Linked DNA regions of Homo sapiens: all the other regions are linked to region 7. A link is a loop called in an ENCODE intact Hi-C map of the cell type or tissue named here. Cell type or tissue: heart left ventricle. All regions are shown on one strand. Links, peaks and the distances in the headings refer to the core of each region. The heading gives the core; the rest is flanking DNA.

Evidence for each region. Peaks named below come from ENCODE experiments on the same cell type or tissue, not always from the same donor. Only the 100,000 strongest peaks of a DNase experiment are listed, where the experiment ranks them.
Region 1: it touches region 7 in a loop (4-fold over the local background); 51 of 110 quality-filtered maps call a loop at or near these places.
Region 2: it touches region 7 in a loop (5-fold over the local background); 5 of 110 quality-filtered maps call a loop at or near these places.
Region 3: it touches region 7 in a loop (4-fold over the local background); 49 of 110 quality-filtered maps call a loop at or near these places.
Region 4: a loop joins it to region 7, with 2.2 times the contacts of the local background. A loop is called at or near these places in 6 of 110 quality-filtered maps.
Region 5: a loop joins it to region 7, with 2.4 times the contacts of the local background. A loop is called at or near these places in 7 of 110 quality-filtered maps.
Region 6: it touches region 7 in a loop (2.8-fold over the local background); 6 of 110 quality-filtered maps call a loop at or near these places.

The regions. Positions count from the first base shown.
Region 1 is chr15:37,122,883-37,127,214 of GRCh38, forward strand. No RefSeq gene overlaps it. Among named protein-coding and RNA genes, the nearest start is that of MEIS2, 24 kb to the left of the region's middle. In heart left ventricle, for the core only: no CTCF peak of the experiment used is centred there; no DNase peak of the experiment used is centred there.
Region 2 is chr15:36,599,892-36,604,223 of GRCh38, forward strand. The region is part of intron 1 of CDIN1 (CDAN1 interacting nuclease 1); the gene reads left to right. Among named protein-coding and RNA genes, the nearest start is that of CDIN1, 22 kb to the left of the region's middle. In heart left ventricle, for the core only: no CTCF peak of the experiment used is centred there; no DNase peak of the experiment used is centred there; H3K27ac peaks cover 4,000 bases.
Region 3 is chr15:37,132,769-37,137,100 of GRCh38, forward strand. No RefSeq gene overlaps it. Among named protein-coding and RNA genes, the nearest start is that of MEIS2, 34 kb to the left of the region's middle. In heart left ventricle, for the core only: CTCF peaks have their summits at 1,053 (motif pointing left) and 2,023 (motif pointing left); no DNase peak of the experiment used is centred there.
Region 4 is chr15:36,592,789-36,597,120 of GRCh38, forward strand. The region is part of intron 1 of CDIN1 (CDAN1 interacting nuclease 1); the gene reads left to right. Among named protein-coding and RNA genes, the nearest start is that of CDIN1, 15 kb to the left of the region's middle. In heart left ventricle, for the core only: no CTCF peak of the experiment used is centred there; no DNase peak of the experiment used is centred there; H3K4me3 peaks cover 2,166 bases; H3K27ac peaks cover 3,681 bases.
Region 5 is chr15:36,643,562-36,647,893 of GRCh38, forward strand. CDIN1 (CDAN1 interacting nuclease 1) reads left to right here. Exons shown (of 11, transcript NM_001321759.2): 2 at 717-762; 3 at 1,662-1,726. Among named protein-coding and RNA genes, the nearest start is that of CDIN1, 66 kb to the left of the region's middle. RefSeq lists a silencer at 7-301. In heart left ventricle, for the core only: a CTCF peak has its summit at 1,747 (motif pointing right); no DNase peak of the experiment used is centred there.
Region 6 is chr15:36,577,387-36,581,718 of GRCh38, forward strand. It overlaps CDIN1 (CDAN1 interacting nuclease 1), which reads left to right and starts at 2,240. Exons shown (of 11, transcript NM_001321759.2): 1 at 2,240-2,575. The coding sequence starts at 2,475. RefSeq lists an enhancer at 2,359-2,478. In heart left ventricle, for the core only: CTCF peaks have their summits at 2,275 and 2,476 (motif pointing left); DNase peaks (open chromatin) are centred at 2,225 and 2,625; H3K4me3 peaks cover 2,459 bases; H3K27ac peaks cover 2,272 bases.
Region 7 is chr15:36,498,894-36,503,225 of GRCh38, forward strand. It overlaps LOC105370770 (a long non-coding RNA gene), which reads left to right. Exons shown (of 4, transcript XR_932113.1): 3 at 2,661-2,810. Among named protein-coding and RNA genes, the nearest start is that of CDIN1, 79 kb to the right of the region's middle. In heart left ventricle, for the core only: a CTCF peak has its summit at 2,379 (motif pointing right); no DNase peak of the experiment used is centred there; H3K27ac peaks cover 188 bases.

The sequences.
Region 1 (4,332 bases), core at 142-4,141, 620 kb after region 7:
GAATAAAGTTATGCCATTGGCAAGAGGTGGGGCAAGCTCCATCTCTCATTCCCTTCAATTTTCTTGGCTCTGCCATCTTATGTGTATCAGCTTTATCCTCAGGCTGGCAGCCAGATGGCTGCAGCAGCTCTGAGCCTCTTATCTTCCCACAACCACACTGAGAGGAAGAGTGCCTGTTTCTCTTTCTCTGGATGCTGTTGTGGGAAGATGTGTGAAAAAAAAATTGAGAAGACCCCAGCAAACTTTCCCTCATACCTCATTTGAATGACTTTTTGGAAGGCTTAACCATGGATCCTGAGCCAATCATTGATTAGACCTAGCCCTAGAGTTGGGAACAAATGCTTTAACTGTTATGCTGATATACAGTGGAGGAAATACGGAATAGATTTTGAGAAGACAAAGTTTGCTTACTTTAAAGTATAATTGATGAGAAACTAGGTACAACTCTGGCAAAAATTGGGCTATGGAAATAGCAGCTCCATATTGAGTATTGTCTAACTGCCAGCTAGTATGCTGAGCATTGCATTTGAATAATCTCATTTAATTCTCATAACAATATGAAGTAGGCACAATCATTATTAGTGGGACATCCCTGTTTCCTAGATGAGGAAATTAAGGTTCTTAGGGATTCAGGAAATTTACTATGGTTTACAAAGCAAGTTAGTAGTAGGATTAAGGAACATAATGCTAAAACCCTTGTTCCTAAGAGTTTTCTATCTCCCAGGGAGGAGTCCTCTGATTCATGGGTCAAAAATCAGCATGTAACAAATTGGTTAGTTACGTGCATAAAAATAGCATCCTGTAAAGGGGTTTACCTGATAGATAGCTTTGGGTAGCATACTATGGGGCCCAGTGAATCTGTGATGTTTGGTTTTCAAAATTGAGGAAATAATAATGATATCAACAGTCATGAAGAAAATGATAAATTTGGGAAAACATGAACTCTTTTAGACAGAGTATGTTTGTTTAAACACATCAATAATAAAATATGACAGCAAAACGTTTTTGTTTAAAATAAAAATATTTGCTTTCTAAATAAAAAATAACTACAAAAAGGTTAGATAGCAATTTAGTAGCATTTGGAAGGAGATCATATCACCTGACGGATTATCTACAATTGAGCTATTATGAGAAATTTGTAAAAAAGAAACATGTTGTTGGCTAGATGGGATGAACTGGGACCTGTGTTTATTTTTTTGTGTAGAATAATTTAGTAAATTTTGGGACAACTTTATCATGCAATGGAAGGCAATAGGTGACCAGTGATTTCTCTACAGCTTAAAACAAAGTTTAAAAATTGAGCATGAAGAAAAGTAAGGAAATCTGCAACTATCGTATTGTAAATGCCATGAAGTATTTTTCTATTTTAGCTGCTGGCATGAAACATAAATATTTGAAAAAATTTTTTGGCAAGGTAGGGCAGTTAATTGTTTGGATTTTCTTGGAAATCACAGTTGAGTCCAGAAATCAATTACAAAAGTGGTGTGCTTTGCTCCATTTTTTTTTTTATAACAACACTTTTCATTTGTTTCTGAACAGGTTTTGCAAGAAATCCATTCTATAGGCAGATGGCTCCCTGCTCTGCTGTTTTGGAGCTTCAATCACTAGTGACATGCCTGCAATCCACAAAGTCCTGGGTGTCTCCTTTAGCTATCATCATCTGAAAGACATCTAAAAGGGTTTTTTAGTGCTTGAGAGAATTAGGTTTCATTTCTGGCATTCCACAATGTAAGTGGAAAAGTTGATCCACACTGACATGAAGGGCTCAATTCTGCATGAACTTTTTGTTTTTCCACCAGAAATAATCCTTTCCTTTTTTTCTTTTTTTGTGTAAGGCTCAAGTTCATTTAAAACTTGTTGACTCTTTCCTAGAGACATATAGCTGAGCAAACTAAATCCGTCCCACTGAAACTGACATCTATTAGCAAAAGGATGATTATTTTTAATACTAGAGACATGTTTACAGAATGACTGAACTTGCTAAGCGGCAAAATACAGAGTGCACTGAGACCAAGAAAAGTCAATCATCAACCACTCCTGTTGTTTTAAAATAGACTTAATATGCTTTTAAAAGAGTATTATTTCAATAAAATAATCCACAAATAAATACAAAACAAAAGGGCAAATGTAGAGACATATTGCAAGTAAGCATGCATACCAAAAAGGTAAGTGCAAATTAGATTTGAATATTCATGAGTCACAAATCATTGACAGTTTGAAATAATGCAAAACAGCTTTATAAATGAGGTTAAGGCAAGGGACATCAAAGAAATGCATCGTTAAATCAATAGCAGTTTGTGCATATACTTGTAAATTGCGGTTACAAGTTTTGTGACATGGGAGAAAAAATACTGTGTATCTGATGGAGGAAGACACATAAATATTCCTTTTGTATATTGTATTTTTGCAATTCGTCATGTACTTGGAGCCCAGCCAGGTAGAGAGTGGTTGGACATCATATTCCCTCACCAAGACAGAGTTTTCTTTTCAGAGACAGAGTGTCAGGCCTATGCCTGAAGAGCGCTTGCTTGCTCTGCTAAACAATTCAACATGCAGTGACTTCTGTAGAGTTGCTTTCCAAAATAAAGATTAGCATCTAGCACACATGACTTTAGAGGCTGGTCAACTTTAAATCTCTTCACAGTAAAATAACTTCAATTGTAGAGCATACTGTCTAGTGGTTGTTTTCCTATTTGGCAGGGAGCAGATGAATTCAAAGTATAAGAACAATTTGTAAAAATACTTTGGAATGATTAGAGATGTGTAGCCATTACTTTTAAAGGCAAAAACTGCAACTTTGCACCAACCTAATACCTTATAGGTAACCTTGTAATTTAAATAAAAACATTTTTATTTTTGTTCAGCAAGTAACTATTAATTTGATGCAGATCTTTTTTGTACCAGTGGCTTTTTGGTGTGTGTGTATGTGTGTGTGTGTGTGTGCATGCACGCGTTGCATACGCATGCAGTGTGCGTAAGAAGAGTTGTTTGAAATGATAGGACTTACAGATCAAAAACTTGTTTAGGACTTACCTTAAAGCAGAATCATTTCCAACTGATTTTTTCTCATAAGTTTATATTTGGGTTACTATCTTTAAGTTATGATGTATTTCTTCATGATACTACTCTGCAAGCCTCTTTATTGCTTTCTGTCTGCTTTTTTTGATGACTGAAGCTAGAGACATCACATGAAAATCATGGCATACAGTAGCACTAATTTTTGGAAGAGGCTGGGGAATTGTGGTCTGTTTAGAAAATTAATCTATATCTTCTGGCTAGACCATGTTTCACAACAGACATTTAGATTTGGGAAGTGAAATGCAGATGAGGCATAACCAGAAAGAGAGGCCTCTGTACTGTTGCCAATTTCCTACTCCACTAGGAAAGAAGCTAAGATGACTTTTGTATGGTTAATAATCAAGAATATCCATGATTTCCAAAAGCTATGGCCTTGAATTTTTTTTTTTTTTTTTTTTTTGAGATGGAGTCTCGCTGTGTCACCCAGGCTGGAGTGCAGTGGTGTGATCTCGGCTCACTGCAAGCTCCGCCTCCCGGGTTCATGCCATTCTCCTGCCTCAGCCTCCCGAGTAGCTGGGACTACAGGCACCCGCCACCATGCCCGGCTAATTTTTTTTATTTTTAGTAGAGACAGTGTTTCACCGTGTTAGCCAGGATGGTCTCGATCTCCTGACCTCGTGATCTGCCCGCCTAGGCCTCCCAAAGTGCTGGGATTACAGGTGTGAGCCACCGCGCCTGGCCGGCCTTGATATTTTTTAAAGGTCTTTATGTGATGTCTGCAATTATAATTTTTCAGTATTGATTCAGGGCACATTTAGCATTATATTTGTAAGCCATATATTGTTATATTTGTCCTATAGCTAAACATTTCTTGACTGTCAAAAGTTATTAACTCATTTGATCTTAGGAAGTATTTCTATTATTCCTTTCAATAAATGCTTTGTCATGATATAGTATCAGACTATTTAAGTTATCCAAACTTCTTTTATTAATTGATTAGCCACAATATTTGATTTAATGATTACCAGTTGTAGGGGTCTATACTGGCAAACACTATTGTTTTTTTTTCTCTAACTAAATTTATTTCCATTAAGTCATAGTTACTAAACTTTCTTGACGAGGAGGATAATTTACAACAGCTATATACTTGATGATTTTGATTAAGTCTTTCTATGTATGTGTGTGTTAATATATGGTTGGTTTTTTTTTTTCTTTTTTTGAGACGGAGTCTCCCTCTGTCCCAGGCTGGAGTGCACTGGCGTGATCTCGGCTCACTGCAAGCTCCGCCTCCCAGGGTTCAAGCGATTCTCCTGC
Region 2 (4,332 bases), core at 142-4,141, 100 kb after region 7:
TACATTTTCACAATAGAAGAGCATGCAAATATTGAACCTCCTGCTTAGCAATAGTGCCCTGTCTAATGTCTGTGCTGGTTAGAATAAAAAATCATGGGTGCATCTTGGGCTCAGAGATCTGACAAAGGTCATGCTATGTTGGGCATTTGAATTGGAAATTGTCTGGACTTAGATTTTATAAAGCTCCCACTGTTGTGTGTGGGGAGAATTTCAGCAGGGTTTTGTCCCTGGAGAGGCCTCTTAGGCCCTTTTCTGTCCTATGAATGAATTTAGATGTGAGGGTTACTCCTGCCTTAAAACTGTTAAGTTCATTTTGCATACATCCCTAGAGAGAAAAACTGGCAGATGCTTTTGTCTTGGAAGTGTTTAAAAGAAAACTGCAGAGCAGGAACAAGGGAGAAAAGGGGCCCTGTGTGGAGTCCCAGAACATTTTGGAAATGGCCAATATGCAGTTTTCATCAGTATGAAGGCGGGGTGCAATATGGTGCCTGTAGTTCACGAGGGAATATGAATGTTGATTAAGCATACTCCCAGGCTTTGAAATTCTGAAAGCAGTGTCAGAATAATGGATGTTGAGCAAATGTCAAGCATTTGTTAATTTCTCTGTTATTTGGAGTTTATCTACCATGATCAATCAAATAAACTAGTGCTTCTCTCTTGTGGCATGTGTCATTGATATGGTGATTAGGTGGCTAGAGAGACCTTCTGCTTTTTTTCCAGGTAACAGATTATAAACGAGTAGACAGAGCTTTTCAGTTAAAGATTTGTTTATGGCTTGGTTTAGTAGAAATTTGTATATTAACTGAATACTTTGGTGGCAGTGTGAAAATCCGTGGCCACATGTCAAAGACATAAATTCTGGGACCATTTATACCAGGAGAACTAGTATTGGAGGCATGTTTTCCATCAAAGTATAGTTTTCAGTAGTTTATGAAACTTTGATGTAAAACTGGACAAAAGAAATGGATCCTAGATGAATGCTAACCTTAACATTTGTAGATAGACTTTTCAATCCATTTTTATGTCATTTTTCCTATTTCAATGGTTAATTCTAAGTTAGTGATTGACTTTTATTCGTGAGTGAGAGTAAATTTGTTTCATGTGATTCAACATAATTTCTATTATTTTTAGGAAGTAATGCTACAGTGTTTTGATGTCCCAAGTAGGGGTATCAAAAAAAAAAAAGTAAAAGGTTCCTTTCAGAGTTTACTTAACTGTGGATTATTGTGCAGTGCTAACATTCTGCAGTGTGAGGAGTTGGTTCCCTTTTAGAATGTGAATGACTTTACCAACTGGGATTTCATTAGGGGTTGAGACTAGGTACGATGTGTAACTGTCCTACCCTTCAGCACGGGGTAACTTGGACTGAAAAGGGACCTTTATGTGAAATTTTAGTGGCTGGAATCAAGGTAGATTTGTGATTGGAGATTTGTCCTTTTTCTATACCCCATTTTCTTTTCGTAGTCTTAGGCTTGTAGCTTACATGATTCAGATGGAGACTAGTGTAATACTTACCACCCTTGACCATGTCCAACAGGTACCTCTGTGGTCTTTGGCATGGATATTTTTGCAAAACGACCTACTGAGGTGATCTGTCACCTATTATTAAACCTCATGAACTTGTTTTTTCAGGGGATTCACAACTGAGCAGCCACAGGGCATTGTAAAACCCCAGTGAACTAACTACTTGTGTGATTTCTGGAGCTCTTTGGTTTTCTCAGTCTGCCATGAGGTCACAAATATGGCAGTTTCCAAAGCAGAACATTTTTAGCTTCCTCTTCAAGCTAAGCTGCTTTATCTTAACTGTCTACATTAGACCTTTGCTTTTGGCCTTCTCTGGGACTGGAATTCCTAACCGTATGAGTAAAATCCTCGTGTCCTGCCTGGCACACAGTGCTAGTGAGCTCTACCATTGTACTGCCTCCAGCATCATAAAAATAGACAGCAGTGCTGATTGACTTTTCTGGGCTGCTCTCTGAAAATTCGTCATGAACCTGACACGATCATAGCATCACTGAATCATTAACTTGCACCATACACCAAAACACTCAGGGTTTTATCGATAGCAGCTCTCAATTTTTTTTTGTATTCATAGTGATAAAGCTACTATTATTCCTAATTGGGATTAGGAAGACATGAAAAATCTTGTTAGGGTGTTGAAAAATTATTATGTAACAGTAAGAGGGAAAGAGTTTGAATTTCACTTACTGTGAATTCTTAAGCGTATGTGCTCAGCGTGAACGCTTCCAGCCACTCCAGTGGAAGGGGCTGATGGTTTTGGTTGGTGGTGTGCCCTGTGCCTGCCAGGCTATCAGCGCCTGCATCTTGTCTTCTACTTAACTCTTCTAATGTCCTCCAATAACCAAACTTTTATTTTCCCTCACATGTATTGCAACTATAAATTAATGGCTCACAGTTTTAAAAGTGCTATAATGAATACTATTTCCTACTGCGGACACATTGTAATGATAGCAAAAACACTTTTGGGACTTCTCTTTTGGCAAGTATTTTTGGAGTGTGTGACACAGTGTCTTTGGTACTTTTGAGAATGGAGACAAAAGGCATTATTAAGTTTGAAAAATAAGGGGGCTGATGTTACTAGGTGACCATAAATTCTAGAGACATAATTATTTTGCCATGTGTTATAATTCAATAACAATAAATCCTTTATTGTATTTATCTGTGTTTCTAGACGTGGTGGCCACCCTGTATTTTGGTGAGATGTGAGATGTGACTGTGAAGTTGGTTTTCTTGTGTAACTGGTAAAGTGGTTCTAAAGTGATTCTTAAAGATAAGTTGGGCTGGGCGCAGTGGCTCACGCCTGTAATCCCAGCACTTTGGGAGGCCGAGGCGGGCAGATCACGAGGTCAGGAGATCGAGGCTCGAGCCATCCTAGCTAACACGGTGAAACCCCGTCTCTACTAAAAAAAAATATATATACAAAAAATGAGCCAGGCGTGGTGGCAGGCACCTGTAGTCCCAGCTACTTGGGAGGCTTAGGCAGGAGAACGGCGTGAATGCGGGAGGCAGAGCTTGCAGTGAGCCGAGATCATGCCTCTGCACTCCAGCCTGGGTGACAGAGACTCCGTCTCAAAAAAAAAAAAAGGTAAGTTGTGTTTTTGAGCCATGGCAGCATCATTGGTGCTAAATATACAAATCACACTCCTCTGGGATTATTACTTTGGCCAAAGATAATGTGAGTAAATTAGCTCCTTCTTTTAGCTGAAAAAGTTTATTTTGTTACTTTATCCTTGTACTTAGTAAGTGCAGACTCTCCTTCCTTAACTATTAGCCCTTATTTTATGCCCACCTTTTCTCTGTGCTCCCCAAATGTAGACTGACTACTCAGAAGCTAAAGACACATTCCCTTTAACTAACCTGTTTCCGTTACCCGTCTCTCTGGTGGTTGTTTATAAGGCAGGCTTCTTAGAGGAAGAAGAAAAGTAAAGGGTTAGATAATCTAACTAGGCAGTTAATCCTTGAAAACCAGAGTGGTAGCTCAATTTAGGATTTTCAGTTACATTTTAAAGCATTTCTTATTTGCTTAGAAAGGGAGACTATAGTAATTTTTGAATTTTATCCTATAGCTTACAAAGCATTTTCATAAAACTTTCTCCTTTTTCTGGTGGTAGTGATGGAGGGGGTTGGAGATACTTCTTTAGGCCTCTATTTGGGATAGGGTTTGAAATAGGATGAAACTTATTTGCTATTTATTTTTATTTTCTTCCTGTGTTTCTTTCTGTATCATATAAGCTCCTACTCTCCTATTATATCATTGAAACTCATGCTTTTTATCAGAATAAAGAGGTAAAATTCTTCCTTGTCTTTGGAAGGGACTTATACTTACTGTAGAGTTGGAGGAATCACTACAAAAGGCTGAGTAAAACAGAGAACCCTGAAAAAAGAGTTATTGTCCATTTATTTAGCACAGTTTCTGTGGTAGGGAGGCAACATTAAACATTATTTTAAAAACTGCATTTGTGAGATATTAATAGATGCCTTGGTTTGCTGCAAATTGGTTAAACTTTTTTTTTGGTAATATTTAAATCATAGAGATAGGACTTTTAGTAACTAAGTGTAGGTAAACACTATTTCATGATCAGTAATTATATATCTGGTTTTAAAGCTGTTTCAACAAAATGTTATTGGAAGACAGATTTTCTGCTACAGATGTTAAAACCTTTGGAATATGTGGGGCTGAAAGGACCAGTTCGGGTGTGATCTTAAAATTGGGCAGCTTGCCTTCTGCTTCAATGCTTGGTTCCACCCTGAAGAGGGGAGTTACACACCACTATGTGCACTTGACACATGCAAATGCTAAATTCAGTAGCA
Region 3 (4,332 bases), core at 273-4,272, 630 kb after region 7:
CTCCGTAACCTTATGTATTATTTCAAGTTATAGTAGCTACAAGCAAAATCTTGATTGGATCAATAAGAAACAAAAATGTGCTCTCCTCTGTCATTTCAAAGTCATCTATTAAAACAACTCAAATATAAAATTTAACTACATTGGAATACAAATAGAACAGCATAATGAGGCTTATGTTTAGAAATGCAAAGAGCATTCTGAAAAGTATTTTAAGAAGAATTAATCTAATTCTCACTATTAATATTCTTCCATCATTTGATTTTTATTCTTGGACATGTGGATGCTATAAACAATACAATGTAAGATTTATAATGCTTTTTTTCTTTCTTTCTCTCTCTTTTCTCCTTTCTTTCTCTTTCTTCTTTCTTTCTTTCTTTTCTTTCTTCCTTCCTTTCTTTCTTTCTTTTCTTTCTTTCTTTCTTTCTCTCTCTCTCTCTCTCTCTTTCTTTCTTTCTTTCTTTCTCTCTCTCTCTCTCTCTCTTTCTTTCTTTCTGTTTCTGTCTTTTCTCTCTCTTTCTTGTTCTATGTTCCCTTGCATATAGTGAGACACTTCAGAGAACCCTATTTTTTCTTCAGACACATGAAGATGATGTGAATATCAAAATGATAGCGAGGACCCAGGAAGAATAACGCATGAAATAATAATAGGTTAACTAAACTCATATACTAGGTTCTTGGTAAGTATGTAGTATATTATTAATAACTACTTATTTACTCAGAAATCATGTTTGTTTTTTGGAAAATACATTTTCTGCTTCAATTTAGAGTAATACTTAGTTTTCTTTAACTATTGAAAAGGCATTAGCAATATTGTATTGTATGTTATACTTAATGGCCATTGCCAAAGCTACACAGAAATGTGTAAGATGGTTAATTAATAGCATTAATTTTGCCTTATTATTCCTTGTGATTCCAAACACTAGAAAATACCATTGATAGCTTAAAAACTGTTACATATGGCTGGAACCCAAAGTTATTTTTTTGCCATCATTGTAAGGGATACTGTGCATCTTATATATCTTGATATCCTATGTACAGAAAGTGACATCTACTGGAGAAAGCAGAACTGAATATTTACTTTCCAAACTATTTTTTCTGCCAAACGTCCAGACAAGTTGCACTATCTTCAAGATTATCTGAAACTTGTAAAACAAAGAAAGATTTTACTTAGTTCAGTATGGTGTAAAGGCTGGTTGGTTTTGATGGTCATTTTCTTAAAGCTGCCCTGTGGGAAACTGGTTATGGGGCCCACACAAATTATCTCGTAAGAAACACTATTGAAGATATCTGGAAAACACAACTACAGCACATTCCCTTAAGAATGAAACTGAAATTCTAAATAACTGTAAGCCATTGAGTGGTGGATTTGAACAGGACTCCACTGTAACACTTTGTCTGAAAACCTTTCTGGAAAATATGTAACTTCTTTACATGGCCTGGAAATAGGAGTTGTAAAACAAATATGAGATTAGAATACATAATATCTTTCAGGTAGAAAGACATTCCCCTATGCTATCTTGTAACCTAATGATTATTTGTTCATGTTAATAAGATGTGTCTAACTTCATGATCTAATCAAACTGATGTTCTTAGGGAATGGGGGAATACTAACCAGGTGTTTTTCACTTGTGGTCAAAACTAAGAAATGACCTAAAGCCCTGAAAGACAGAAATGATAACAGCTTTATACTTATGACAATAATTCCCATTCTTTACGTAATCACTTTCTCTTACATGAAGGGCAAAAGCCTTTCCTATCTTAATGGAGGGTACTGTGGTGGCCATTTTCAAGACTTTAATGAGTGAGGCACAGCTACATTTGGCTGGTTCATGAACATCATAAAACTATAATAATGACTAGAAGTCCTGTTTCTTTGATTCTAGTCTGTTACCTATATGATAAAGGTTGCTTCCATATTTAGATTACGCTATATAATCCTCCGTAGTTTAATGTCAGATTTTCTACATATGACTGTTATTATTATTATTTTAAATTTTGATTTCATTTTTGTAGCAATGCTCTCTCACTCCCTCTGCTGGCCTTGTTAATTAACAAAACCAGTGCCTAAGTAGTCCTGATGGGAATCAGTGATACCAAGTGGATGACCCATAGAATGCACTCTGTTTTGTGTTGGGAGCCAATCAGAAAATCACGTTGATTGGCCTCCGTATGAAACAAAAAAGGCCAAGAGAAAATTTGTTGTGGGTAGTGAAAACAGAATAGCATGCTTATTTTTATAGTTTTAAGAAAGAATTTAATGAAAGGGATACTTCACAAATCTTAAAAATGTGCTATTTTTCAAAGGAAGAATACCAGTTACCCACATTCTATTAAAACATATATGTACTTAGTAAAAGGCACTCAAAACAAGGTGTATCAATTTTGTATTTCAGTGTTTACACACTGGAGGGTTAAATGAAAGGTTGTCTGGCTTCACTGGTAGGATTCTGAACCTGGATTAGATATACAGCTGTCCAATGGATCAGCTTCCCACATCCTAGAGTTCCATTATGGAGTTACAAAGAGAATGACAGCACTTGGCAAGTCCCAGGCCTAATCATAGCACAGAGAAGTGACTTTTGGAAGGTACATTACTAAGCAATTAGGACCCATTTAATAAATTACCTCTTATGGAACACTTTGAACCCTAGTGGTCTGAAGAGGTTAATGCACCTCTCACAACTGAGTGCTACTCAGTTTCCAGGGGTAACTTCAAGGCCACAGCTAATCCAAACCTTCTTCTCATCAATGGCCTCTTACTCTTGAGCCACTTCTGTAGTCTGGCATCAGTAAGCCCACACACTTGCACTACTCCCCTCTGCGTGCCAGATGCTTCATTTTCTTGCAGCTGAATCCATTGGGCGCAGTGCTCATGAGGCCAAAAGACTTTGTGCTGCACATTAACTTCCTCCTTGGGCTTTCATGCTTCTTATTTGGGAGTCTTTCTGTTTCTCTTATTTATAGAGAGTTTTAACTTCTGGATTTAGTTTAAATGTTACATCTGATGTAATATACTTTCCTCCAAAATTGTTGAGTAGCAACCACATTTTAAATGAATCCAATACACAAAATTAGGCTTTAGGATATTATTAAATTTGTAAAAAAAAAAAAAAAAAAAACCCACAGTAGATGTATATTTGTAAACTGGAATCTTAACTATGGTTAGACACTAAGAAAACATTTAAAATATAACTGTAAGGGAGAAAAAGCTTTGTTTGATGCTAGAACATAATTAGACGTTTTAGGGTTTTATTTTAATTTAAATTCAACTTGAGTTTTTGGAATGAAAATGCCAATGAGACACTAAGAACTTTTATTAAAAAAGATGGCCAAAAAGTCGAATTGGAAAAGATAGAAATATGAAAATATTCCTGTGCATTTATAATGGCTGACATTGCTATATCATGTCATTGGTCTGCTGAACGATATTCCTGTAAACTATGATCAAAATCGTCATGATTTCTAGCACATTTATTTAATGTTTATTCTATCCAAGTCTCTGCTGAGAGCCACAGGAGACGAATAAGACAGGGCCTATGGCTTCAAGAAACTTAGAACTGTATTGTAGAGCTAGGATTTAGGTACATAGAAAAGTAAGCATAACAAAGGGAAGATTACAACGGATGCCAAGTTTGTATTCACACAGGAATTCAGAGAAAGAAGCGGAGTCTCTGCTCAAGAAGGTTTGATGGAGAAAATAGAATTTGCTCAAGTCTTTTGTTAAGATTTTGATAAGAAAGCTAAAAATTAAAAAATAAAATGCTCCAACATTGAGAAGTAATTGAAGTTGCCTTTACTGTGTTTGTGAATGTATTTTGTGGGATATGTTTGAGGGGAATATGTTTGGGAAGTAGTTTTTCAATACAAGAACAGACATTAGTGAGCTTTGTGAATGTTGTACTTTATTACATACCGGAAAAGAAATAAGATGAAACACATTTTCAGTCAAATAACGTAATATAATATGAAAAGTATTGCTTGTTGTCAGCCTGATAATCAGAATATATTTTAACTTTTTTTTAAAAAAGCTAATAACTATAAAACACCAAGATAAATTTTCCTTGAACATTCAGTGATTCACTGGATGAGTCATACATTTTAAAAATTTCTGCTATTTTCAGTGTACCTTGAAAATTTTCCATATTGTAAACTATGTTTTCTTACATGCCTATAAGAAACAAAAACCATGTTTGGAAATCCAGTGTCTACTTGAATCTGGAATATTAATGCAATGTGGGTTTATATGGTCTGAAAGTCTTGTATATTTATGCCATGTGAGTTGATTAGTATCTAAACTTTGAAAAATATTCAGGGTAGAAAAATTATAAATTA
Region 4 (4,332 bases), core at 257-4,256, 94 kb after region 7:
ATTTAGAAAAGTGAATCCTTTTTAAAATTGATTAATTAGCTAAGTTTAGGGACATTACAGTGATTCTTTCCTTTCTGTTGGAATTTAGAAATGCTCTAGTGGTACACCCGAGGGTTTATCATGTCAGAAATTATTTCTAGAAAAACTCAAGCTCAGATGTTACATTTTCATTTGGTAGTTATTCCAGTATAAAAACAGAGGGAAGATACCTAATTGGTAAGTTTCTTCAGTTTTTGGTGCCTTAGAGTCCTTATTTATAAAATGGAATTGTTATGAACTTGAAATAAGATAATACATATAAAATGATTAGCACGGTTCCTGATACTACACTGGTTGCTACTGCGGTTATATTATTGGAACCATTACTTAATCATGGTTGCTTGTTGCAGTGGTATTTATGGTTATGATAGTTAGACTCAGCATATTAGAACTGAAAATATTTTGCCTAAAACCACCCCTTTCCAAGTATTTTCTTGTCTACTTTTCTCAAATGCAACCACTCATATCTGGAAGCTGTTTTACTGTTTTGTCTCAACTTAGTAAGAAGGGGGTTATGCATTTATGAAAGATACTTGAGTGAGTACCAGGTTTAGAGTCAGGGTTTCTCTATCAGGTAGTAGCTTGACTCCAGTAAATATGTAAGTTCAGGTGTAAGTCTTCCAGGGCAAGGAGATTTTATAGGATACCCTAGATCATCACGTCAGTGTGAACATTGATTTAGTGTTCAATATAGGTATTAATCAAATTTGAAGAATGAAAGTTTTTATTTTGTTGTTATTATTATTGTTATTTTTTGAAATGGAGTCTCGCTCTCACTGAGGCTGGAGTGCAGTGGCGTGATCTCGGCTCACTGCAGACTCCACCTCCTGGGTTCACAGCATTCTCCTGCCTCAGCCTCCTGAGTAGCTGTGACTACAGGCGCCCGCCACCACGACCGGCTAATTTTTTTGTATTTTTGGTAGAGACAGGGTTTCACTGTGTTAGCCAGGATGGTCTCGATCTCCTGACCTTGTGATCTGCCTGCCTCGGCCTCCCAAAGTGCTGGGATTACAGGCTTGAGCCACCGCGCCTGGCTGAATGAGAGTTTTTAAAATGATCTGAAACCATTCATCATACTAACATACTGATTGTGAAAAGACCTTGTGGTAAACACAAAGAAGTTGCATAAACTCTTAAAAAGAATGGATTGATTATTCCTTAAGACTTTGGTTTTACTAATTACGATGTATTCTAGAATGGTGCCTTCAAAGTTTTCTTTTAATTTATCTTATTTTTGCAGTTCTGCTAATCACATAATTGTAATAGTAATGAATTGGGCAAGACAGTAATTTTTCTCCTTTAGTTTTCATTGTATCATAGAGCCTATCTTCCTCTAGGTTCTAGATCAAAGAGAGGGTTTCAGGTTTAGACCTACTTCAGTTAAACTGCTTAGGCCAGATTTGAATAAAAGTATTAAAACAGGTGAGATGTTTTTGCATTAAAAAAAATACCATTCAAAAATTTGAGTGACACTTTGAAAAAAAGTTGCCTATTCCCAAAGACTATGGAAGCAAAAGCATAATTATGCTATAGATTATATTTTAGGGACAATTATTTGCCATATAACTCTTCTGAAGCATGGAAACAAGACTTGGTTAGTTGTATTTCCTCTGTTAGAGGTGTGTAAGGAGTCTAGATTTGGTTCATAGTCATGAAAAATATTTTATTCATGTGATAGCTTTTTGGACGATTGTATTCTGCACTGTATTACAATGGCACAATAAATTGCTGAATATACTGTCTGCTGAATATGACTTTACCATGAAAAATTTGATGCATGGAGAAGGAAAGGTTGGAATATATCAACCTTTTCTGACAAGGGACTTTGAATTTTGACCTAATACAGATGACCTTTGTGCGCAATAAAAATGAGCTTAATCTTGAGGTTAAGGTTGAGGTGAATGGCAGGACAGTGTGGTGGAGCTTACACTGACTGGAGGTGTATTGGTGCCTATGTGGCTATTGGCTAAATGGGAGTCCGGCACTTAAAATTTTTTTTTTTTAGCATTTCAAGAAGCTTATTTATAGCAAGTTGTTTGGCTCTTTAATACCACCCCATTTCCTCAAAGCTCAGCTTTCTGTTTAGTTGTGGTAAGTTCATCTGTTTTTATGAAGTTTACTGTTTCTGAGTAAAAGGTATGACTGTGCTTTTATTTATTTTCTGTTCCATAGATAAGCTATAGAGAAAAAAATGTTCTTATGGCTTATGGAAAAGACAACTGACATATGTAACCTTGGAACTGAAAATAAATGTTCTTTTAAGAAGATTTTTTTCTTTGACAAGTTGAACTTTTGTCATCTAACTTTGGAACTGTCAGGAGAATTTTTAAGCAGTTTGTGCCTTTATCTAGATTATAATTAAGAGAATGTGTGGGAATTATTGTCTTGAAAGGCTTAGATGATTTACAGAATGGCTATTGCCTTGGAAGTTCCTTTGAAGTGCATTGGCTAATACACTTACATTATAATATAATATAATATAATATAATATAATATAATATAATATAATATAAAATAATATGATGATATAATGTATTTTTAAGGTTTTGCCCACTGTACCTAGAAGGAAAATTGTTTTAAAACATGAATTTCTCTATCAAATATTTTATTTTCAAATACCTCCACTGATTTGTCATAAAAGAAATTACACCTTAGTGAACATCAGGAAAAAACCTGCTCATGTTATAGTACCTGAACACCTATTGAATAGTCTGCCCTAATAATTGGTTGAAACAACAAATAGTTGAGGAGAGTGCCAGAGAGTCTAATGGAAAGAACTTCTACTCTTTTAATCGAGCCTGCAAAATATATTCCCTGGGACTGATCAGCTCTGAAGCACTGAGGTTTGATGATTGGAATGGCAGGAAACCATGCTTTCAGGACATAACGAATTGACGAGGCCATCCATCATTTGTTAGCATACGCTGAAAACGTGGGCTATGTGTGCAGAGGCCTGTGATTTAGTAAATACTTGGGAGATGAATAGAGCTTACACACAAGGGAAGATATTGCTGTCCTTCAGCAGCCTGAGACCCAGGCGCCTGCTGAGAAGGCCATCTGACGGCATATCATCAGTAACTGGCCTGTCACAGTCAGCGGTGCCCACCGACCATTGCCAGTATATTAAATGCATTTTTAATATCTGCTTCAGTAGATTTAATGAAGAAAATTTAGTTTCCATACTCCGAGCACTGCTTCCTCAAGTATTCTAAAGAATGAACTCCTTGCCTACACAAAAAAGAGGGAAGACCATGCTGGCAGCTAGGAGAGTTGATTGAAAAGGAAACTCAAACAAAATAATTGCTAACAAAAAATATATTTAGTAGAGTCAGTATCTTGTTGATGTGAAAAAAAAAAGCTCATTTTTTTTTTTTAAAGAAGTTTTGGATTAAATTTTTAGCCCCTAATTCCCTTTTCTCACAAGCCCTCTCCCTAGGAGGATTCGACCTGCTGGCAAAGGAATATAAACCTACTGCTCTGAAAGGAAATATTAGAGGGGGAATATTATGGTTTGGCATAATTTGCCAAATTTATGGATAGAAAGACTCCATTTTAAATTACTTTGTGTTTTGGTATACTACTGTTGATTCTTAGGATTTTTGCATGAAGATATAAAGTGGAGTTTTTCTTAGTTACTTCCAAATTTTTGAATATTGAACTTTACTTGTAAACTTATTAATTAAGGTAGTAATTTTTGCCTGGTATGCAGAACAGTTCAAAATGAATGTAAAAAAAATTAGTTGCCAACTTGATATAAAGTGCTCTTATGTATTTCTTATGCTGTAATGTTTCTTTAAAAATTATAATTTTTAAATGTTCTATTTTCAAATTCAGGCAAAGTGTGTAGATTCATTCTTTTAAATGAGTTTCAATGCTGACATTATTTACTACAAAACAGCAAGACAACCAATTAGATGTAGTTGCAAACATGCACTATAAACCCCTCTTTAAAAAAAACAAAAAACAAAAAACAACAACAACAAAAAAAACCCAGAATATGCTCTCATGTTCACAGAAGAAGAAGCTACAGAATGGGACCTATAAATCTGATTCCTGCATGTGTCAAAACAGTAATGTATTAAATGCATATTATTATAAAAATTTAAGACATGTCTTAAACACACTTACATTTTTATAACACGTGGCAATATTAAATAATACCTTTCCTTGTTAGCATCTGTTTGCCGTCATTGTTGGCAAGACCTATGATTTATTGCTTAAATTAATGACCAAGACCATTTTGGACCTGATATATGCCCCTAAGCTTATTACATCACTAAATAAAATAAAATG
Region 5 (4,332 bases), core at 116-4,115, 140 kb after region 7:
ATTCCATTCCACTTCTAAATGTTAACAATTGCAAAAGGAAAATTCCCACTTGGGAAGAACATTTTTCAGGTTGCTTCATTGCCAGGTGTTTGACATTGTGTGTTGTCTTAGACGAATAAGGCTTAGGGCAGTCTTTAGGAATGATTCACTCCAAGGACCTCTGCTTCCTGCTGTGAAAGCTTGTATTTTCATAGCACGCCAGTATCGGTGGGAATGTTCCAGTGACCACTGTGCTACTTCTAGTAAAGACCAAAGTTTTCTCCCTGAAACTGGGATACCTGTAGAGGAGAATACCTGTCTGCTAACAAAATTAATTTCAGAACATTCTCAATGAATGAAGTGCATGTTCTCTACTGTTTATGAGACTGAACTGTGTCACTTATTAATGGAGATAAGCCTTGCTTTCTTGTGGTCCCTTTTAACACCATTGCATTCTACAAATATGATTTACAATGATTCTAAAGTTTAAAAAAATCAAAATAATGTGATAGTTGCTTTGAGCCCTATCCATATTTTCCCCTTTCCTTTTTTCTCTCTCCTTGACCCAGCGGCAGGAAGCCTTTGTTTGAGGTGTTCATCTGGAACAACTTTTCCACACTTGTTTTCATGTTCTGTTAGATTACAGGGCAGCAGGCCTACCTTTGAAGCTCCTTTCTCTTTTGTTTCTTTGCCGTGCACTCCAGTAATTAACTTTGTCCTTCTTTTATTTGTTCCAGTCAATCGCAGGCCACTCTGCTGAGCATCTTCTCCCAGGAGTACCAGGTTAGAAGTTTTCTCCTTTGTGAGGGTTGACAGGTGCCTAATTGAATGATGAATGTCCCTTTATTTCTTTGTAATTGAACTGCCAGCTCTCTGATTGGGTTGGAGGATGTTCTCCTTTCCACATCAAGCACCGCCTGCGTCTCGGTGGAGGCCTGCCAAGCCTACCCATCCATCTGTCTAATAACATCTAGCCTTTGCTTATTTGGTGGACCTGTAATAAATTATGCTAAACCATTATTATTCTGACAATAATAATTTCCCTGTGTTGCGTGGTTCCATGTGCTAAATGTTTGCTGACTTGCACTGTCAGTGCTGCTTTCCATTGCTGACAGAGATGATGATAAATGACCATTGCTGGAGTGGCAGAAGGCAAGAGAGGCAGAAAATGGAGTCATTTATCATGAGATGACAGGTGTCAGTCAAGTGGCAAGTCTCTATGGAATTACTTTTTGTAGTTTTCAAATAAGTTGTTTTTAAGCAATGTTCTTCCTGGTTAAAAATGGCAATTGGATTGTAAAACTAGAGTGCAGAGGACTTAGATGGAATTGAATCGAGGGAAAATTAATACAAAGGTTGAAAGAGGGAACAAGTTTTTCTTTGCCCTCTGTAGCCCTAAGCAAACTTATTTAGATTCAATTACTATGACCCTGTTGGCTTTTACATATATACCGTACCTTGTGGTACAGTCTGAAGACATCCCAGCCAAGCAATAGAGATTAAAATGCATAGGATCATAGAGTAGAAGGAAAAGAAGTCCTGCCATCACCACAATTCCCAAGCTGTTATTCAGTGTTCCCTATGTGCTAGTCACTGGGCTCAAGAAATAATGTCATTCTTGTTTTGAACCTCATCTGTGACATATCAAAGATTTTTTTGTGTTGTTGTTTTTTTTCTTTCAGAAACACATTAAAAGAACACATGCCAAACATCATACTTCGGAAGCAATTGAAAGTTATTACCAGAGGTATGACCTTCCTGCCCCACTAGAGGGTATCATAGTACCTATTAATTGTAATAATAATTATGAATAAGTTAGGTTATTAATTTTCTATGTCATATCCCAAGACATTGTGTTTTAAGTATTTTATTCAAAACTTTTAGTATGTTTTTGAATGAGTTTTCAAATGCTTTGTTTTGTAGATCTAAAGAGTATGGTAAGGCTGTCTTGACTTGTGTGTGTGTGTGTGTGTGTGTGTGTGTGTGTGTGTGCCCATACTATGTGAGATGTAGTTATAATATTATGAAATCTCAGTTGGCTACTTGAAACTTATTATAAGTGCATATCCTGTCTAAATGCATATGCTCATATATACATATATCTACATATATTTGAAAGTTCTCAAACTAATTTTCATTTCTTAGATTAGCAAGTTGAAAAAAGAAGATTGAATTTGGATGTCATTTTATTTTGCATCATAGGTATTAGGATATCCATTTTAGAAATGAAAAAAGATGTATCAAGTAAAGGCATTTGGAGATATATTGTAGTGTATAACGGTCACATTTTAAAGGGGATTTTGTATTTTTAAAAGACAACCTTGGGTATTAAATCAACAGCATAGTATCCAGGAGATATTTTAATTTCAGCCTAATTTATTATAAATAAATTTCAACTTCTTGTTCTGAAACAATATTTAAAATAGCTCTGTTTTTTTATTTTAAAATTTGTATTGTCATTGTAATATGACTGAATAATTTATAACACTAAATGGTAATGGTTTGCATTAGAAATTGTTAGTTGGTTTCTTAAATCTTTCAGGGGCACATTGGCAATGAAAACTGTTTGAAATCTGCTCTTAAATTATTATACTTAAGATTGACAGATGAACCTTTCTGTGGTGAGAATGACACCACTGATTTTAGATGAATGATTTTTATGCATAAAAATTTTATGAATGAAATAAATATGTGGATAAAATATTGGTGTCATGTTTCGGTAATCATTTTATTTAGAATCAAGAAAGGGATATTGAACAGGAAAGTCACAGAAGTTAGATTTTTTAAAAAAAATTATTCACTGCTATATGTGGTAAAAGATATGCTTTGTTTTGAGTAGTAATACCTGTCAAAGAAAGATAACATGCACTCATTACACACACACAGACACAGACACATACACACACACAGTTTTGTGTCTAGGAGAGATCCTCTCTAAACAAGACTTTGTAAAGTTTGATGATTTATTCAAAAGTCATAACCTTCTTGGTGAAATTGACATTCAAATTAAAGTCATAGCCTAAATTATACATATGAAATTAAAAATGGCCCATGAAGTGCTGTGAAGCCTGCAACCGTGTTGGCATCCAGACTCTTCAAAGAAGCACTGAAGGTTATTTACATGCCAAAAAATACATTCTTGTTTGTAAACATTATAGTCCTAGGCTGTTATATAAAAGTATGATTTTATGTCTGGATTTTAAAGGCTTGTAATGTATACAAAGGAAAATAGAGCATTTTAAAGGAAAATGTGCTCTTTTCCTGGAAATTCGGAGATCCACTGACAGGTAATGGGGCTGCCTTCTGATACTCATTTGCCTCATTGTAAGGAGGTTGTTTTAGTTATTAATACATGATTTTTAGGATCACTAGGTGCTGCTATTTCAAATCTAAGTTTCATTAAAAAGTATATCTAATTGTTGAAGTATGAACATACTTTTGTTGGATTATCTGGGTAGTATAGGCCATAAATAAATAAATATCTTTTTTTTTTTTTTTTTTGAGACAGTGTCTCTCTCTGTCACCCAGTCTGAGGTGCAGTGGCACGATCATAACTCACTGCAGCCTCAACCTCCTGGCCTCAGGCAATCCTACTGCCTCAGTCTCCTGAGTAGCTGGGACTACAGGTGCACACCACCATGGCCAGCTAATTAAAAAAAAAAGTTTATAGAGACAGGGTCTTGCTACTTTGCCCAGGCTGTTCTTGAACTTCTGGCCTCAAGTAATCTCCCACCTCAGCCTCCCAAAGTGCTGGGATTACACGCCTGAGCCACTGTGCCTGGCCCAGAAATAAATACCTTTAAGTATACCCAATGATGAACAGTTGAGTGGGTAATAATGAGAATACATAAATAGATTTCTTTCAATTTATTTAAATATGACAGTCTCAATTATTTCGAGGAGTTACAGCATTTGAAACAAAAACATGAAGTTAGACCGTAATGGGCAGTCTCAGAAGAAAGCAGTCTGACCACTTTCTGACTTTACCAACCTGCTGTCTGACTTTCTGCCCTGCACTTTGCACTTAGGGACAGGCCATGTTGTTACCTTTCAGATGGATTGACCTCAGTAGCCTTTTGTTGGAAATGTGCAGGTCAAATGTTCCTGTCTGTGCTAAGGTAAATTGGCTTTAAAAGGTTTTTGTTTGTTTTCCAGCAGATTAGAATAAAGCCAAATTGTATTTGTTATATCAAAATATATTTAAGCAATTTGAAAATGTTAATGGCAATTTAATTTAATTTTTTTCTTTTATAAAGTAATACTCAGCTATTGTGAAAATTAAGCATATTTGTGATAGTATTTTTTTTTTTTTTTTTTGAGACGGAGTCTCACTCTGTCGCCCAGGCTGGAGCA
Region 6 (4,332 bases), core at 153-4,152, 79 kb after region 7:
AGCATATGGGAAGAAAACATTCTGATGTCAATATTCAGGAAAAACTATGGTTGTTAAATTCAGGATCCACTGTTGGTATTGGATTTTGAGATGCCTCAGAAAATTAAAAGTAGTGAAGTTTTTAAAAACCAAGGCTAAAAGATTCTTTGAAATGTACAATATTCCCTTTAAAAAAAAATCCTTAACCTTTGGCTTAAGACAGTGTGACTATTTGATGTAGTAATTAAGCATTACTGAAAGTTGGCAAGAGCACTGACTCTGGAACCAAATTTCAGGAGTTTAAATCTTACTACTGCTACTTATCCTCATGACCTCTAGAAGTTCCTTAACCTTTTCATGTCTTAGTTTTTTCACTCTGTACAAAAGGGAAGAGGAGGATAACAGCAATAGTACCTGCCTGGCAGGAAGTTATGAGGATTAAGCGAGTCTGTGCATGGGGAGCCTGTAAAACAATACCTAGTAAACGCCCTGTCCATTTTTATCAAGTAGTCTTACTTAGCCTATTTATTTATGGCCAAAACCGCAGTTGCTCTTGCACCAACCTAATATTTCACATAGACTATCCTCTAGACACCACGCTATATAATCTTTTATTTGTACCAGCCTGTTAATCTTAAAAACAGCCCATGCCCGGGCGAAGTGGCTAATGCCTGTAATCCCAGTACTTTGGGAGGTAGAGGCTGGAGCATCACTTCCGGTCAGGAGTTTGAGACTAGCCTGGTCAATAAAGCGAGACTTCATCTCTAGAGAAAAATTTTAAAATTAGCCAGGTGTAGTGGCATGTGCCTGTAGTCCCAACTACTCGGGAGGCTGAGGTGGGAAGATCGCTGGAGCCCAGGAGTTCGAGGGTGCAGTGAGCCACGATGGAGCCACTGCACTCCAGCCTGGGCGACAGAGTAAGACTCCATCTCTACATCAAACATACACAAATAAAACACCTCCATGAATTAAATCAGTTTTACAGACAAAAGAAATGAGGCTTCGATGGATTAAGGAATTTATTCAAGGAGGTATATCTAAAACTTCCAACCCAGGCATTATTCCAGATGAAAAATTTTAAACCACTTACAGGTTCTCTAAAGTCTAAGCACCTTTGCTTTAGTTTGCTTAAATTGTTGAAATCAGAAGAGAAACACAACACATGACCTTCTAAGAACCAAACAGATTTTAGAAAAGAGATTAAATGAGGGACTGATATCCCAACAAATTGCTTTAGGAGAACTGAGATCCATTCACAATACATATAGAAAATAAAAAAAGATTGGCTCATTACTCCAAACATTTATTGAGCGCCTACTATTTTCTGAGAACTGGGGTTACAATAAGATGCGATTTTAGACCTTGAGCAGCTAACTGCAAGGAGTGAAAGTGACTTTTTTTTTTTTTTTTGAGACGGAGTCTCGCTGTCGCCCAGGCTGGAGTGCAGTGGCGCGATCTTGGCTCACTGCAAGCTCTGCCTCTCGGGTTCACGCCATTCTCCTGCCTCAGCCTCCTGAGTAGCTGGGACTACAGGCGCCCGCCACCACGCCCGGCTAATTTTTTGTATTTTTAGTAGAGACGGGGTTTCACCGTGTTAGCCAGGATGGTCTCGATCTCCTGACCTCGTGATCCGCCCGCCTCGGCCTCCGAAAGTGCTGGGATTACAGGCGTCAGCCACCGCGCCCGGCCAAAAGTGACATTCTTTACTGCCGGCTGTTTGATGACGTCGGATTTGTTTCAAGTCTGTTTCTCAACAAGGACAAAACTGCCTTCCACGCGATGTACAGAAGTTGTAGGGCTTCCTCAACACAAGCCAAATTATGTTTACAGCGACCCTAGTGAGTTTTCCTGCTCGGACCATGACAGACTTGGTAGAGTGAAGACATGGTTTCTCGGCAGGCCAGTCCACGCTCCGAGGAGCGCTCAAACTGGCGCGTTAGGAAGTGTATTCAAATCGCGCGCTCTGGCAGGGGCTTTCGGGGGCTCACGCTGAAGGATCGCGGGGCACTCGTGAGACCTGCCGCCTGGTCTGTGCGTCAGGCCGCCCTGGCTTCTAGTAATTGGGAGAGTACAAAGCATCCCTTGTTGACCCTTTGATCCTAGGTGGGCGATGCCCTGGATTCCTACCTGCCTACTGAAACTCTGGCGCGGCGCCTTTCCAAGGGCGGCCGCTACTTCCTGGTTGGTTTGCCCTTAACTGACATGGCGGCTAGTTGCCTTCGGCGCACCACTGCGGCTGCTCAGTAAGCCAAGCTAGGGCACTCTGGTGTACAGCCAGTCCCCGCCGCGGAGGTGCCGGTGGAGCCTGGGACCGGGCGAGTCTCCGCCCCGCTTTTGCAGCTAGGGGTGTGTTTCAGGGGGGATTGGGGCAAGCCAAGCAGGCGAGGACCCGGGCCTGTGCCGCTTTGCCTACCCCTCATCCCTCGGCACCAAGGCTACTTGAGCCCCAGGGTGTTTTTTCCTTGTTCCCGCCACCTCCTGGTCCCTGGCCCAACATGATACTGACCAAAGCTCAGTACGACGAGATAGCCCAGTGCCTAGTGTCTGTGCCGCCTACCAGGCAGAGCCTGAGGAAGCTGAAGCAGAGGTTTCCCAGGTAAGTGTCCATCTCTCCCCTCTCACAGCCCTTTGCCTGCAGCAGCAGTGCCTGGGCCGCCCAGGCAGCGCTTAGGAACCACGTGTCACACATGAGTGGGGAGGAACACCAGTGTCAGGCGTTAGGAGGTCGAGGTTGGCGAAAAAAGGTTTATTCTTTCACTCGCCTTCCACACAAAACTCTTAACGGTGAGTTCATGGCAGCCTTCCAAGGCCTTGCAATTAAATTCAAGTCAACAGATATTTATGGAAAACGTGGTACGTGCTAGGTGATGGGTGAACATAGTAGGTGCTTCATAAATGACCAGAGGTTAATTGACAGATAGTAGGAATGAATGATGGGTGGGAATATGAATTGTAGATTCGAAAGGAGCAAATGGAGGACCCTTTTCAATTGGCCGTTGGAAACAAACAAGGGAGCATAGAGGTAAAGCGGCTTCATACTGTTTGACTGTGGCTTGTACTGTTAACTGTGGAATTAAGTGACCTCAAGGGTTCTCAATCCAATCAGAGAGCAGGGTACCCAGGGATTCCACTCTTGGGTCATTGGCCATTTGAACAACCAGATCTAAAGTTTCTCCATATATGTTATGCATACACACATTCCGGGTGTATTTCATACTTCCTCCCCCAAACACTTCTTTTTTCAGCGATTTTAGAATTATCCAACTTTCTAAGAAAGGACTTTGGGAATTATGTAGATTTCTCATTTTAATGAAGTGGAAACTGAGACCCCAACATTACATGAGGAACCAGTTGAGGACAACCAGGTCACTGTATTTATGTTGTGTTAAAAGCAGAGAATGTTTGTTTACTTTTTTCCTAATGAAAAACCAAATCCAAACCTGTACCATTTTGTTTTGTGGCACTGAGCATGGTTATTCCTAATGGAGAGCTTCCCCATCCTTGACGTATTCAGTCCCTGAACAAACACGACAGAAGTAATTTCTTGAGAAAAGAAAGGTAATTGGATAATAGGTATCAAAGTACAAATTGAAGCATAAGTTTAAGTTCTGTTATGACTTTGCTTTTTGAAGGACTTGGTTTTCCTAGTCTGTAAAATGAAGGAGTCTCTTTTCAATATTATCCAGATTTGATTTAGGGCAATATTTATCCCTTTATAGCCTTTAGTATTTTATCAGACTTGCTAAGAAGGAACAAAATTGACACATAATTTAATTTTCTGTCATTAACTCTTGCCAGTTCTGCACATGAACAGTGAAATGGGTGAAGACTGGTCAGCCAAGGGAATAGGTAGATTTTTCTGGGCAGTTTTAAGAAAGAGCATACATTTTGATATTCTCCTCTCACTATGTATGCAATCACTTGTAATTTTGCTTTTTTTTCTCTTCCTCTCCCTCTTTTTCTCTTTTTCGTTCTTTTCTCTAGCAAATACCTTGTCTTCTCTATAATAAGTAAGTGTCTGTTACTTTAATCAACACTTACAAAAGCCTCCCTTCTGTCTGGTGTATTCTCTTATGCTCTTTTCTTTCTTATTCATGATATACTCAAATCTTTTTCACTTCTCCCAAATGCCATACAGGGAATAAATAACAACTCTCCTTCCACAGGAAACTTTATTTAGAGAGAGCTGAACTACTAATCCGCAAAAGAAGGGATTAAAGAGCTATTTAGGGCTGGGTGTGGTGGCTCACGCCTGTAATCCCAGCGCTTTGGGAGGCCGAGATGGGAGGATCACTTGAGGCCAGGAGTTCCAGATCAGACTGGGCAACGTAGCAAAACCCCGTCTCTAATAAA
Region 7 (4,332 bases), core at 129-4,128:
TGGTTCAGGGCTGTACTATTTAGACAAATGAAAATGAAGCAGCATGACATGAAGTCCAAAGGAACGTTCTTATACATGCCTCAACTTTGGTTTTTTGGTAACTGCCCTTTGGAGACTATCCTTTATTAAGGATCTTAATGAGGGTTCTGCCTGTATTTTTCTCCCAAGAATGTCAAATAAGGTTCGAAAGCAAATGTAAACTGTAATACAAGTGACACACACTAAAAATAGCCCTATAAATCTGTTCATTTTGTTTAGATAGTCTCCAGAGTTGTAAAAAGTAGGACTGTTCAGCTTTATTATTTGTTTTGGAAAACCTAATTCTGTAGAGAATAGGCCACTGATAATGCTATATTACTTTAGAGGAGATTTATTAAGACTGTCTCTAGATTTAATTTTTTTAAAATAAAGAAACTCTTTCCTGTTTTTATTTTCCAAATAATCTACAAGATAATTAACTGAATATAATCTATAATATTAAATAAATTTTCCCATTTACTCATTAGAATTAAGATTTTGAAAGGCACATTTATCTAAACTAAAATTAATTAAAATTTCAAATAGAATTCTCATTCCTATTAACCTGTCAAATATGTTGCGTTCAATGTTTCCAGTAACAGAACAACAATATTTATTATCTAACGTACCATAAGTTTTTAAAAATAACTCCAGGAGAACATTTTTGGAACACTTACAATCTGAATAGACAACTAAAAAAATCAGACATTTCTGTGTGAAAAATAGCTATTGTAAATTAAAATGGTTGAGGGAGAATATATTTTTAGAAAACGATGTCATTTGAATTTGAGAAATTGGATGTCAGGGCAAAATTGAAAGAGGGGGTGTGAGCTCCATCATTTGTTAAGGAGGTTTAGAAAAGTAGTTTAGAAGAGGTTTCTCTTGAGAAAAAGTTTAGGAGGTTTAAACCTTTCCTTTACCCTTTCCCCATGGTAGTCAGTAGGATCTCTTGGATTGGCTGGATGACTTTGCACTCAAGCCAAGATTGATTGCAATCTAGAGCTTTGTTTTTTGATATCTTATCCCAATGGAGGCATGTATAAACAGACAAAATGACTAAATTGGGCAGCAATCTGACCTTTTAGATGAGAGGCAGTTCAAAAACTACATCAAATTCTCTTTGAAGAAACAAGAACATTGTCACTGAACAGAACCTTACAGCTTAGTTCTTTTTTCTTCCACACGGCCGAACTGTACCCTTGAATTATTAAGAAATAGGAGTTTCCAGGGCTTTGGGCCTCCTTCCCACCCCAACCCCTCCCAAACTCCCTTCCCCCTGAGTTCAGAAAGAAAAAAGTGTTGCTATTCATATGATAATTGTCAAAACCATGACGAGGGCCAAACAAGACAGTGCCAAGAAATCATTAGTTCAGTATACATCTCAGATTTCTGTAATGTTCAGTTAATGGGCTGGATTTCACCAGACCTTTTTTCTTGTAAATTCTCCTTAGTTTGCTTTTAGCCATCTTTAAAAAGAATTGTGTAAGCCAGGTTTTTAGTAATCCTTTTTCAGTGAAAGTTAATTTTTTTAAAAACTGAAATATTGTTTTTGACAAGTTCTTACATTCCATTTTTATTATATACATTTTGAAATTACTAATTCAGAAAACTAAAATGCTGTACTGAAAAATTTCCCAACACCATATTAGAGCTGAACATTGTAGCTCAAGCACATAAAACACAGAAGGGAGATAAAATAACCAAAATATCTTTAAATTTAAAAAAAATTCTGATTCATGTAGAAAGAAGGATAACATACAGGAAATTTTGAGAACATTTTTTATTCATTCAGGTAAATGTTGATGCAAGTCTGTTTTTACATATATGAGTTAATCTAATGCTTCAGATATTATAATGTCATTCTATCTTTTTAAATATTTTATAGAAATATGTCACCATGGAAAAAGCAAATATTACAATGAGAGTAACCAACCAGAATTTTGAAAAGCAAAGGAAAAGGAATAGTGCAATTTTTGTTTGTAAACCTATTGACATAAATAGTCTGACCTGTCACAAATTACCTTTTAGCTACCGTATGTTATGTATAGAACAGTCAAAACTGATAACATTTTGCTTTCATCAGTTTTGTGTTAGGATTCTGAAAACCTGAAATGTTGATTGTGGCGAAATAATCAAATGTATCTACATAGCATGCCTCCCCTGGACATGTTTACTCTGGTAAGAATTCATAAATGCAAAACTAGGCTAAAGAACAGGGTTACTGCTTCTAAAAGGCAGCTCATGGGTTGTTTAATAGTATTTTAAATGTCTGCTAATCGGAGTCACAAGAAAGCACAGAAGAGTAGAGAATTGGTTCCAGGGCAATCACACAGTAGTCAAGAAGATTAACATGCCACTAGGGGACAGCAGAAAGTCACAGAATGAGGTAGTGCCAGAGAGACCAGAACAAAAGGCTTTTCTTTGTCGAGAGACAGACAGAGAGAGAGACTAAGATGTATTTCCAAACTAAAATCATTTTACAAGTATTCGTAAGTGTATTTTTAAAAAGCAGTAGAAAAATATTTTCAAGGTTCTATTTTTAGATTGCTAAGCTCTGTGTACCAGAATGTTATAAAATATACATAACTATCATCTTGGCAAAATAAATTCAAATATGGGCTATTCTATTTTCTGCTTTTTAGAGTGAAGAAAAGTTTCAAACATCAGGAAAAAAAAACAGCGCATTGCAAAACATATTAGACTGAACCTATCGATGACAAAATGCAACTGTGAAATGTTGAGACTGTTCATCAAAGCTGGACATAAGCAGGATCCATTCCATTTTCAAAGAGGTAGAGTGACTGTCTGAAAAAACAAAAGTAACTAGAAAATTGATAAAACTGACCGAGTCATCTATGCAGAAAGTTGCTTATATAGACCCATAATATAATACATTTGTGATCATAAAGCACAATTTTGATTTTGGAATTGCAATCATAGTTCAAGGCGAGTAACAATTTTAACCTCTGTAATTATTTTAAAAGCTAATGCACATCCTTTAACAATTCAGTTTGCTGAAATGGTCACTTATGCTTTTGTATTTATACACCTAAACATCATCTAAGTGCAATAGATTTTACAATCCCAGGTGATTTACCTAGACTGCAACATTGTTATCAAATGATAACCTTCTAAGTTTCTTGAATTCATGGGTCATATTCCTTTGTTTGAGCTGCATAAAACCTATATCACTGAGCAGTCACTTAATATCTCTGATGATAAGGATGTTAATGAGTTTTGTAATACTTTTCTGAGTTATTTCTCTGTTACAATATTGCTTCTTGAATGCTATACATTGTTTATTCTTGTTTTATGTGGTACACATGTATTATTTACTTACCAGATAATCGCAGTTTTCCCGTCATAAAAATCAAAAGGTCGAAAAAAATTTGAGAAATTTGAGAAAAATATTTGAGAAATTTAGTTCATTTTCCCATTGTTTTTTATTTCATATAAAACTGGGAATAAAATATGGCAAAGCTGTTTATTTGCCCTATTTTTATTTTTTGGCCCTATTTTTCATATTTAAGGATTTCAATTGCACAGTATTTTTTAAAATTTCTGGTGGCTGTTATGTATTGTACATAAAAATATTTAGAATTCTTTTCTTACCACCAAAATATAATTTTGATTAAAATTATAAATGTATTCTAAATTCATGGCATCCTTTCCATTTTCATTATTTTGTCTTTATTTAATCCCTTTCTTTTTTCTGTAATATGTTTTCCTTTCTGATCAAGTATCCTGACTCTTATGCACTTCTGGAATTTAGCACTTCTTTCATCTCAGATGGACTTTATCCCTAGATCCACAATTATTTATTTTTTGTTTCTTTTCCTGGATGGGTTCCTGTGTTATAGATTGCATTCTCTCTTTTTGTTCTGCAATTTGGACTAGCAGACTACAAAAATAATAATTCAACACATGTTAAATCCTGAAGATCCTCTCCCTGCACGGTGGAGAAGATCTTCCTAATATCTTGCTGAAATCCCCATCTACCACATTTAAGACCCTGCTGTCTGGTACTATTCTCAGAGGAAACAGAGACCAGCTGTTCACCTCTACCTGCAAAGGACTGTGTTCCTTCATGAACTTGAAGACTGCGATTAATTCCTTCCAAGTCTTTTCTTCTCCAGACTAAACAAGGCCAGTTTCTTTACCCTTGTTTTATTGGTACTATTTTCCAACACTTGAGTTATTTTGCTGCTTCCTCTGGACCTACTCCAAATTCTGCACATTTGGCATAAATGTTAGGATGCTAAAGGACACAACAGGATAACAAAGAACAGATTAATAATGCATATAAAGTGAATG